2 separate regions of the Homo sapiens genome follow, and region 2 is linked to region 1. Evidence: chromatin contacts called from ENCODE Hi-C data. All regions are on one chromosome and are shown on one strand. Each heading gives the region's core, a stretch centred on a gene start or an enhancer-like site at or near the end of the contact. The rest is flanking DNA. Distances are from core to core; before and after follow the strand shown.

What was found. A loop is a pair of places that touch in the nucleus more often than their neighbours do. Pooled maps may share reads with other maps.
Region 2: a loop to region 1 is called in a map of CD8-positive, alpha-beta T cell, with 8 times the contacts of the local background. The contact joins the promoter of QSOX2 here to the promoter of WDR5 in region 1. A Hi-C loop is called at or near these places in 2 of 168 maps with a recorded cell type or tissue (CD4-positive, alpha-beta T cell and CD8-positive, alpha-beta T cell) and 4 of 50 pooled maps.

What each region holds. Positions count from the first base shown.
Region 1 is chr9:134,133,272-134,138,729 of GRCh38, forward strand. It overlaps WDR5 (WD repeat domain 5), which reads left to right and starts at 2,811. Exons shown (of 14, transcript NM_017588.3): 1 at 2,811-2,929. It overlaps WDR5-DT (WDR5 divergent transcript), which reads right to left and starts at 2,711. Exons shown (of 2, transcript NR_186420.1): 1 at 1,915-2,711. RefSeq lists enhancers at 1,852-1,961, 2,868-3,792 and silencers at 2,152-2,321, 2,762-2,941.
Region 2 is chr9:136,243,604-136,249,061 of GRCh38, forward strand. QSOX2 (quiescin sulfhydryl oxidase 2) reads right to left here and starts at 2,209. Exons shown (of 12, transcript NM_181701.4): 1 at 1,873-2,209. The coding sequence starts at 2,200. RefSeq lists silencers at 1,737-2,146, 2,177-2,446 and an enhancer at 4,244-5,098.

The DNA of each region.
Region 1 (5,458 bases), core at 1,561-4,060:
CAGCCTCCCGAGTAGCTGGGACTACAGGCACCCATCACCATGCCTGGCTAATTGGTATTTTCAGTAGAGATGGGGTTTCGCTATGTTGACCAGGATGGTTTTGATCTCTTGTTCTTGTGATCTGCCCACCTTGGCTTCTCAAAGTGCTGGGATTACAGGCGTGAGCCACTGTGCCTGGCCAAAATGTTGTATTTATAAAAATTGTTTAGAGAAGGCTGGGCGTGATGGCTCACGCCTGTAATCCCAGCACTTTGGAGGCCAAGGCGGGTGGATCACCTGAGGTTAGGAGTTTGAGACCAGCCTGACCAACATGGTGAAACCCCATCTCTACTGAAAATACAAAATTAGCTGGGCGTGGTGGCGCATGCCTGTAATCCCAGCTACTCGGGAGGCTGAGGCAGGAGACTTGCTTGAACTCGGGAGGCCAAGGTTGTGGTGATCACCCCATTGCACTCCAGCCTGGGCAACAAGAGCAAACTCCGTCTCAAAAAAAAAAAAAAAAAAAAAAAAGAGAAAATCCTCTAACCCCATTCAGCAATTTTTGCAATCCACCCCTGCCTGCAGTCATAGCTAAAATTCTGAAACCATATAACGCCAGCAAGGAAGAGAATTTAACAAAGGCAAGTAATTTGCTTTACTAAGTTTTAAATCCTCTTATATCCTACCAAACAGTTGTCAGCCTCAGGAAAAAATATGGCAGGTGAAAATAGAAGAGAAAATAAGAATCACAGAAGAGGAACAAACACGATGGAGATTTTCAGAACATTAACTAGGCTTTGGCCACCAGCAGTGACTTAGTAAATGGAACTGTTTCTCTGAACATCTTTTTTATTTTTTTGAGACGGAGTTTTGCTCTTGTTGCCCAGGCTGGAGTGCAATGGTGCGATCTCGGCTCACTGCAACCTCTTTCCTGGGTTCCAGCGATTCTCCTTGCCTCAGCCTCAGCCTCAGGTGATCCCGACCTCAGGTGATCCACTCGCCTCAGCCTCCCAAAGTGCTGGGATTACAGGCGTGAGCCGCCGCGCCCGGCCGGATTTTCTCATTTTTACTAGAAGGTTCTATCTCCTGGGGGTGGGGTGAGGTGGTGAGACCAATTCACCTGGAAGTGGAAGCTGGGAACTTGGTTTGAGTTCTGAGGGTTCTGGGGTCTCGCCCCTTATCTTGCTTTGCCTGGAGGGCTGAAGGGCTGGAAATATTTTTGTTTTGGGGCTGGAACCAGGACTGCAGTTTGGGAGCCGGTGCTAGGTTGGAAGAGGAGGCGGGGTCTGGTAAGCACTTTAGCCGAATTGAGCAGTGGGAATTAGGGAATTGAGGGCAGTGGGAAGCTGGTTCTGAGTTTTAAACTGGGGAGTGACAGATCAGAGCTGGATTTTTAGGAGTTTCTCTGTTTGGAGGTTTAGAAAAGACCCAGGTGGGAGGTAGGGCTGGGGTGGGGAGGGAGAGAAGTGGACGATCTGAGAGCTGAGGTGGGGTGGAAGGAGAGCAGCGTGTCACGGGCTCGGGATTCCGGCCCAGGCGGCCAGGTGGACGGAGATAAAGATGCGCTTCTTCATCCGAACTGGGTTTGCTAACCTGTGACTGTCACCACTCCATGCTCCAGGGCACCTGGCCCAAGGGATCCGGCCTCTTGGGCACACAAATCCATATGGAGCCCTGAAGGACCAGACAGGGACCTTGCCTTCTCTGTGTCCTTCCTGGGAAGGGGACTCCAGACCAACTGCCAGTCTTCCGGTTCCACCTCTCTGACAACCGCTCACCTCACCCTCCTTGGCATTTTTATTTCAAATGCTCTATCCCTTTGTTTGCATGGGTTCCTGTGTCATATTCTGTGTTCCCATTTTTAATTGGAGAATAAGGGACTGTATGTTATTCTACCCACAGGCCTAGCTGAGGGGATAGGGAGGCCATGCCTACCTCCAAGGCTCTAAGAAGTGAAGCAGGCGGCGAGAATGTGCAGTCGTTGAGGCCAGAGGACCGGGCCTCAGCTTCTCCTTAAGCCCCTGAGTCCTCCTCTGGGGACCACCCCCTTGTACCTGGAGGTGAAAATGCCCGCCCAGGAGGGAAGGGCTGGCCCCGGGAGAGCCCGCTGCGAAGTGAGTTTGCGCACTGCGGAGCGGGCGCGGGTGACTCCAGAGCGGCCCTGCCAGTCCGCGGGGCTGGCGGGGAGCAGGTTCGTGCACCGCGGGCTCTGTGCATGCAGAGGCGGGAAGAGCCCCCAGCCCGGCAGCCGGCCCCGCGGGAAGGCGCAGCCCGGGCTTCCGAACCCTGTGAACGCGCAGGTTCCTGGTCTTCCAGATGGGCAGGAATCGTCCTGCCCGCCCGGGGTGGGAGGCCACATGGGGGCACTGCGCCCGGGCGCGGCCCCAGGTGCTTTCCAAATGCCCACTGCCGCTCTCATCCGTACCAGCGATGATCAAGAAGGGGCCTGGTCGCCCGGGGAGGTGCCCCGGCCCGAATCGACTCCGGAGACAACGCCGGGCGACGCCACCTGCGCAGGTCCCGGAGGGCCGCTGGTGTCTGTGTACAGGGCGTGCTGTCTGTGGAAACGCGAGGGCACACTAGCACTTTCCTGTATGTATTATTATACTTCAGTTTTTAGGAAGTGCATTAGAAGGGCCTGCACCAGTCAAATTCGGGGATTAAAGCTTTTAAGCGGGAAGCGCGCGCCCCGTGCTGTCCCTTTAAAGCGTTGGGCCGGCCCGAGGCATTCTGGCCGCTGTCGCTGCCCGTAGCGCTCCTCCGAGAGGCCGGCTTTGTGAGCTCGCCCCGCCCCCCGGACACCGCCCCCTCCCCTCGCGCACGCGCACTGCGCCCCCGCCGCCTGGCGCCCGCCCGAGCTGCCGCCTTGTCGAGCTGAGTCCGCGCTCCCGCCCAGGCGGCGGCCGACGCGACGCCCCGAGCGCCCGGCCCCGCCGCCGCGGCCCGGCAGGTAAGCGGGCAGCCGCCCGGCCCGGGGAACACAAGGCGGGCAGCGGGGCGGCGCCAGAAGCTTCCAAACCGCACCCGGCCGCCGCACGTGTTCCCCGCCGGGCCTCGGGCCAGGCCCAGCCCCGGGCGCTGCTCCCGCTGCAGCGGCCCCGCCCGGGACCCCCGCCCCGGCCCCTCGGTGGACGGCCGCGCGCGCAGTTCCCTCCACCCGGTCCGCCCCCACTCGCGCCCCCACCTCCGCCTCCCCGGCGGACCGCTGACAAGGCCAGAGCGCCGGCACTGGGTCCTCTTTCCCGCAGGCAGCGTGCCCGGCCTCACATCGCCCCTCTCCCTCCACTGCCCCTTCAGGGAAGGACCCCAGACCCACCAAGCCACTCAGTCCCTGGACGAGGTGCGCTTCCCCTCCTCGTAGAAACGCCCCCAGCCCGCTCCCGCCGCTCACCCCAACCCGAGGCAGCCAGGCTGCAGCTCGCTAGGTGGGGTCCTGGGGTGCGGGTCCTCGGTCCTGAACGGTAGGCCCACCGTGCCTCCTCGCGCGGGGCCGCAGACCTGTCCTGGCCGGTCTGCGAGAGCCATTTTGAGCGGTTACGTTCCCGGACCAAACAGAGGTCGGCCTGTTACATCGCTAACGACACTCCCTGCTGTCTCGCTTGCAAGTTTCCACTCACCCCGGTCCGTTTACCCATCTCCTCAAATGCTAGTTTAATCTGTGACCTGGGCAGGTGCTGTCCTAGCCGGTGGGGAAGACAGGAAAGCGAAGGACCCAGGCGGGGAGCCTGTCCAGGATCTCAGATAGGGAGAGCCAGGTCCCCACCTCTGTTGGGCCGGCCACCCGGCTGGTGTTTAAGATGCAGATTAATTCCTGTCTTTGCACACAGTATGCTTTTCTGACTGCATGTCACAGGCAGATTCCTGGGCTCCACCTCAGGGACTGAGGGACTCAGGAATCGGCCTGTGGCATGCAGTCCAGGAGGGCACACTGAGGTTTGGTTGCTCGGCTTCAGGTGGTCAGGCTTACCTGGATGAAAAGCAGTGGCTGCTAGGAGGAGCCAGGCAGCATCTGGTCTAGGGGCCGCCAATTCATCACCGTTCCCGTAACCTTGGCCCCCGCTTTCCTCAAGATCAAGTCTCCAACCTTCCTGTTCTCTCAAAAGGATTGTTCCACAGAGACACCTGAGTGTTCATGAAAATGCCAAGCCTTGGCCCGGCGCGGTGGCTCACGCCTGTAATCCTAGCACTTTGGGAGGCTGAGGCGGGCGGATTGCCTGAGGTCAGGAGTTCGAGACTAGCCTGGGCAACATGGCGAAACTCCGTCTCTACTAAAAATACAAAAGATTGGCCGGGCGTAGTGGTACGCGCCTGTAATCCCGGCTAAACTGGAGGCTGAGGCGCAAGAATTACTTGAACCCGGAAGGTGGAGGTTGTAGTGAGCCCAGATCGTGCACCTGGACTCTTTGGACTGTGTCTCAAAAAAAAAACAAAAACAAAAAAAAAACACGCCAAGCCTAGACCCCACCGACGTAGAAACTTGGTGGGTGTGTTGGGTCAAGAAATTGCATTCCCCGCCACCCCCCGACGGAGTTTCACTGTTTGGCCCAGGCTGGAGTGCAGTGGCGCAATCTTGGTTCTGCCTTCTGGTTTCAAGTGATTCTCCTGCCTCAGCCTCCCGAGTAGCTGGGATTACAGGGACCGACCACCACACCCGGCTAATTTCTGTATTTTTAGTAGGGAGGGGGTTTCTCCATGCTGGTCAGGCTGGTCTTGAACTTCCTGACCTCGTGATCTGCCCACCTCAGCCTCCCAAAGTGCTGAGATTACAGGCGTCAGCCACTGTGCCCAGCCATCATATTCTTAAAAGTCAAGTTAAGGTTGTTTTGTTTGTTTCTTTTACATGTTCATGTTTTTTGAGCCCAAAGGTTGGGGCAGGTTGGGCTTGAGCTGGGAGGGGCTGGACACCTTTTTTGTAAGACCGCCTATCTGTTGTTCCTCCTCTGAGGGTGTTTCCAGGCGTCTAGACTCACCCAGGTGAGTTGATGCTGACAGGAGCTGCTCGGCCTTCTGAGCTGCCTATTTCGCCTTCTGTTCCTCTGGTGTTTCGCTTGGGTAGGGCATGGGCACAGTTCACTCAGCTCTGGCCCTGGCCTGGCTGTCTAACGCTAGGACTGTTATAGTGGACTTTGCAGCTTTTTGCTTGGATTTCCTTAGTTCCTCTCTCTCCCTGTATTTGTCCAGCCTGCCAAGGAAAATGCAGCAGTTGGGTTAAATTGGCATGGCTAGGTTGCACTAATGACAAGTACCACGTAGCTGGCATTTACCGAGGACCGGTTTTGTACTGGCACTTTGTCCCCTGGGCAGCGCTACAGGGCCTGCCCCTCCTCTCCCCCTCTCTTGTACTGTACTCGGCCCTAGATGCAGCGTGATCCATCTTTGCGCAGGGAATCTTTGCTGCAGGTGAAATGGAGCGGTGGCCACACCTGTTCTCTGCAAAGTGGGTGTTGTAATTTCTCTGCCTTCCTCTTGGATGAAGACT
Region 2 (5,458 bases), core at 959-3,458, 2.1 Mb after region 1:
GACTGCCTAGAGCACACTTTCTTAGGACCTCTTGACACTGTTCCCCTGGCCATGGCCACTACACTTATTGGCTCAGAACAAACCTCTTTCAGTATTTTATAGTTTGGCTTTTTAGCCAACAGGACCCTCTGCCTGGGCTCCCTGAAGCCCTCTCCCTGCTGCCTGGTCAGGTCACCGCTGTCTTTCACTTTCAGCCATATCCTCCTCCAGTCTCAGTCTCAGGCACAAGCCTGTTCTTCCTGTCGTGACTGGGAAGACAGTCAGCCTCACTAAAGGAGGCTTACTGAGTTGAGTTCATCACACCACTGGGTATGGACGTTACTGTGTGGCTCTCAGGAGGGGCCTTCCTTCTGAGCTCCAGGGACAGTTCTCAAGGCTGCCTATGTGCTGCTTCGGTTACAGAATTTGCAATATTTGAATCTGGTACGATCTTTAGACTTCAGCGACTCAACTGAAAAAAAAAAATCAAAACCAAAACCCACAAAAAAAGTGACCAAGTCCTGCCAGGGCCACCTGCATTTTAATGAACATATCTGTTTCTGCCACTGAATAACACACAAGAACTGAAGGGTTCCCTACGTGATTGAATTACTTGTTTGTTTTCCTAAAAGCAGTGTCTAAAAACCCCACTGAACAGTTTTTCTGTCCATCTCTTCCAGTCTCTGACCTCAGTTCTGAGTCAGGTCAACAGGGACATAAGAAAACATGAGATCAAAGAGGAGGAATCCATTAGAATCAAAAGGCCCCAGCTCTCTAAGAGGAGAATGCATTTTAAAGATAACCATTTACAGTAACATACAAAAGCCCTACTTAGACTTGAAAAAAAGTTTCTTTACAAATCTGTTTGCGATGAGAAAAATACAGCAGGATTGGGTGTAAGGCATAAAAACAAAGGTGCAGGAAGAAAGAGTAGCAATTTGTTACAGATCTTGCCCACTGAAACATGTAATTTGAGGTTAGCACAACACAGGAAGTCCTGCCAAACCTCACTGGGTCGGGAGGACCTCCTACTTCAGTGATTTAAATACCATTTTAAGGGAAGGGTGTTGTGAATGCCCCCTCCCACGCCAACTCTAACCTGTAGAGCAGGCGAGTAACTTCGTGACTGGTTAACAACGTGCGACCAGATGAAAGCACTAAACAATAAAGTGCGGAACACTACCAGCAGTTTGGTGAAAGATTTCTCAAAGGCTGTGCATCTGTGATCAAGGAGCCCACCAATGAAATTCTTTGTAGAGTTAAAAAAATTGCTTTATAGGTTGTTTTGGGGTATTATAGAGAAGTCTCCAGAGTATTTGGACTTCTAAGTTGTGGGTTCACTTTGAGCACCCACTATATGGCCAGCGATCCGAACCAGAAAGTTAATGATGAAGGTTCAAAGGGAATGGGGTGGCTACGAGTGTGGAATAGGAATGAGGGATCCTCAGAGAACAGGAATTCTGGGCACTGGGGATGGGGTGTGTGGACGCTAGGAAACAGGTAGGGTAGGAGGCCTGGAAGGTCAATGAAGTTCTTGGGGCTCAAAACATAGGTATTTTGAGAGCTGGGATACGGGAGGGCTTCCCTATCCCCAAGCGTGCGGTGAGGGCTGCGGGAGAATGGTTTCATTTTGACTTCAGACAGCCCAACTCGTCAGGATCTAACGGGGATTAACTGGGAGAGACATGGGGAGCAGCTGGCTTAGTCTCCCGCCCCTGGAAAGGCCAGGGTTGGTCCGAGTCGGGTGCCTCTGTGGGGCAGGGACTGGCTCTGCGGTAAGGAAAGAAATACGGGGGAGGGGCCCCGGGACCCGCCTTCTGGGGCGGTCGCAAGGGGTCCCGGAAGGCCGCGGTCCCGGGGGTCGGGGGGTCCCCGCGCGGGGGCGCGCCTCACCTCGCACATCCCCAGCCAGGGCCCGCCAAGTGGGCGCGTAGCCGATGCAGTGGCCACACCACGACGAGTAGAACTGCACGAGCCACGCGGCCGAGCTGTTGGCGGTGGCCCCGCGCACGCTGCCGCTGTCCAGCACCCACACGGCGTCCTCGCCCGCGCGGTACAGCCGCGCCGCACCGCCCGCGCCCGGCCCCACCGCCGCCGCCGCTAGCAGCACTAGCAGCCGCGGCAGCCGTGCGGCCCGCGGCGGGGGCGAGCGCCGGGCTCTCAGCGCAGGTCCCGCTCCGATTCCCGGGCTGCGCGCCACCGCCGCCCCGGCCGCCGCCATGTTGGAAGTGCCGCCGGCGCGCTGAACTTTCACCCTGGCAACCACCGTCACGTGCGCCGGCGCGCCCGGCCCCGCCCCCGCGCGCCCAGTTCTGTTCCGCCCCGCCCCCTCACGTCTGACCCCGCCCTCTCTCCCCGCCCCCGCCCCCGCCCATGCGTGGCAGCCCCGCCCCCAAGAGTCTGATGACGCCATCTCCCCGCCCAGGCGCGGCAGGCTCCGCCCAGGCCCCGCCCCACCCCGCCGCGCGTTCCCCAAACCCCTTCCCTGAACAGGGCCAGGTGGCCACATTTAGCAAATGGAAGTGCACGACGCCAGGTTCAACGTGAATTTCAGACAAACAGTGAGTCGGTTTTTCAGCCTAGGTCTGTGCCATGCCTGAAATACAAATTTAACAAGACATTCTTAGACGTAAAAAACTATTCCGGGGTTCTTTTACTTGGCAACCCCACCTGGGGCTTCAGAGGGTCTGCAAGCCAGCCTCGACTTTTTAATATGATATTGGAACGCTTAGAAAATGCAGCAAAACATCCACTCAAAGTCAGATGTGTTGTGTGCTACCTTTTAGGATGTTCCAGTCGAATGCAGCTTCACGGTTTGGAAATGAAATCATATGACTTTTTTGCTTCATTGAACAGGATACCTGATTTTTTTTTTTGTTCCTATTCCTAATTTTTACACATGTCAAGATTTTCTCTGAACTGTGTGACCAAAACAAAACAAGGGAGTGGGCGAGCCTGGGCAACATAGCGAGAGCCCATCTCTTAAAAAAAAGAAAAAAGCCGGGCATGGTGGTGCACACCTGTAGTCCCAGCTACTTGAGGGGCTAAGGTGGAGGATGGCTTGAGCCTGGGAGCTTGAGGCTGCAGTGAGCCGTGACTCTGCCACTGCACTCCAGCCTGGATGACAGAGCGAGACCTTGTCTCAAAATAAATAGATAACTGTATTGTGGGGTTCTGTGTAAGATTTTGTTTAAAAGGTTTTGCTGCTAACAATGGTTAACCCCAGATGAGAGGATTCTCCCCAGAGGGCCCCTGGCCAAGGCGTCTGCTCCCTTTTCCTCACGTCCTGCGTCTCCCTGTTCATGTTTCCTTCCATCACCCACGTTTCCTGGCTTCTGCTCTGTGCCAAGCCCTGGAGACAAATCAAGAACAAAACCGAGCCCCCAGTGTCCCTGGCCTGCATTTGGGCAGACCCCAAACAAACCAACGCGTAAAGCAGCCACCGCGTGCTATGAAAAGCAATGAAGCCGGACACGGAAGCAGGTGCCAGCAGGGCTGCCGTACAGAGGAGGGTGGGGAGGTCTTTGAGAAGGTGACCCGAATGGAGAAGGAGGTGAGGGAGGAGGCACACATGCAAAGGCCCTGGGGCAGAAGGGTGCTGAGCACGCTGGAGGAACAGCAAGGAGCCGGACCTGGTGGGAGCGGAGCAAGCTGGGGGAAGCGTGGGAGGGAAGAAAAGCTGAGAGCCCGAGCGAGACCCAGGGGGCCTCACAACCTGGGCCGCAGACTCAGACTTTGATGCTGAATGGGGGGGTGGCCACGGAAGGATCGGTGCAAGGATGCAGCTCTGCCCTTCTAGTTGCAGAGTAGGAGGGGCAGGAGGGGAAGCAGGGGACCTGGGAGGGGCCGCCGCCTCCTTCCACAAGCTGGAGGGACTCCGGGGAGGGGTGAGAGGCAGTGCTGGTGGAGGGGTCGGCTGAGTCTGGGTGGAGGCAGAGGGTGTCACATTCGCAGAGTTTGGGCCAAAGCAACCAGAGGAATGGGGTTGCTTACGGCTGAGACTAAATCCTGCAGCGGCGAGATGGGAGAGCTATGCTGGGGAGGATGCCATGAGTTTGCTTTGGACCTGTTACATCTGAGCAGCCTTTTCAACCTCTAAGGGAGGTGTCAGGTCAGGGTTTAGAAGTGGGAGTCGAGTCTGGAGCTCAGCGCTTGAGGCTGCTTGAGGTCCCCCGGGGAGGCTGTGGGACAGAGGGGAGGGCCACACACTGAGCCCCAGGCCTCCAGAAGGAGCAGCAGCGAGGTGGCAGGGGAACAAGGAGTGGAGGAAAGGAGGCTGATCTGGCTGAGACAGAGGACGTCATGAGCCCAACTGGAGGGGCACATTCGGAACATCGGGGCAACACCTCACCCCAAACCTGCTCGGTGAAACGGAGCCACCCCTGGGACCAAGCTTAGCCCAGCACTTAGAGGCCACACCCCAAAACAACCAGAGTTTCTCCCATCTAAGGCAGGGCGGGGGAGGGGAAGGGGTTAGGATTGAATCTCGGAGTCTACGTAAGAGCTGTCTGTGCTGAGCCAGATCCTGCCCAAAGCCTGCGTGAAATCTGCCCCCCACCCCACCTGCAGGAGAGGCATCGCACGTCGCTGTGGCAAAGGCCAGGTGACTGCAGGCGCGGTTAGCGTGCGTGCCGCGGAGCGAGAAAACACGCGGCCAGTGGCCATTTTCAGATGCCCTGACAGAGACAGCTCTGGCTTCAAAGAGATCAAAATGCGGGGAGATCACATCTCAGACATGATGAGATAAGGCACTGTGCAGGCTGAGGCAGCAGCATCTTGGACCTAATCTGCTGTGTTGGATCCTGATGAGCCTGATTCCGGGAAGGCCTCCAAGATTTCCAGTTGATCTGTTGTTCCCTGTGTAGAGCAGGTACTTGCCGTAAATCCCACCCTTAGGGCACAAAGCCTTGATGCTGTCTGCTTCAGGTTTCTGCACGTTCCTTCTAAACCAGCCTCCCCTATGGCAGATAAGCCCTGGGCCTGGGGGTGGTGGCGGGATCCCGTCTGTCGGTGCCTCCAGAGACACAGATGTGGCTTCCATTTGTAAGTCCCTACTAAATGTTTCTTCCTGAGAAACTGGACTTGTCAGCCTCTTTCTTCTGCCTCTCAGCCTCCTCCATCTTTGGGGCAGGTTTGCAGAGGCCTACCCATCGTGGAACAGGTATTGATATTCCTGTTTTACAGAGGGAGAAACTGAGGCTCAGAGGGCTGACTACTGTGTGAGGTGAAGGGCACATGGCATGTATGTGACAGAGAGGAGGGCCTCAGGCCCACGTGCCTCCCAGAACCCAGGAGGGCCCACTCTGATGCTTGCATTGGAGACAAAGACAGAACCCAGCTCTGAGCCGCCTCCCTTTCCACATGGGGAGAGCAGAGATGAGGCCCAATGGATTTCAATGGCCCCGGCTCCAGGACTTGCCCTGCTGTCCACGTCTCCCCCTTTAGCAGGAGTTTGGCATGGAGGGCTCAGCTGCTTAAC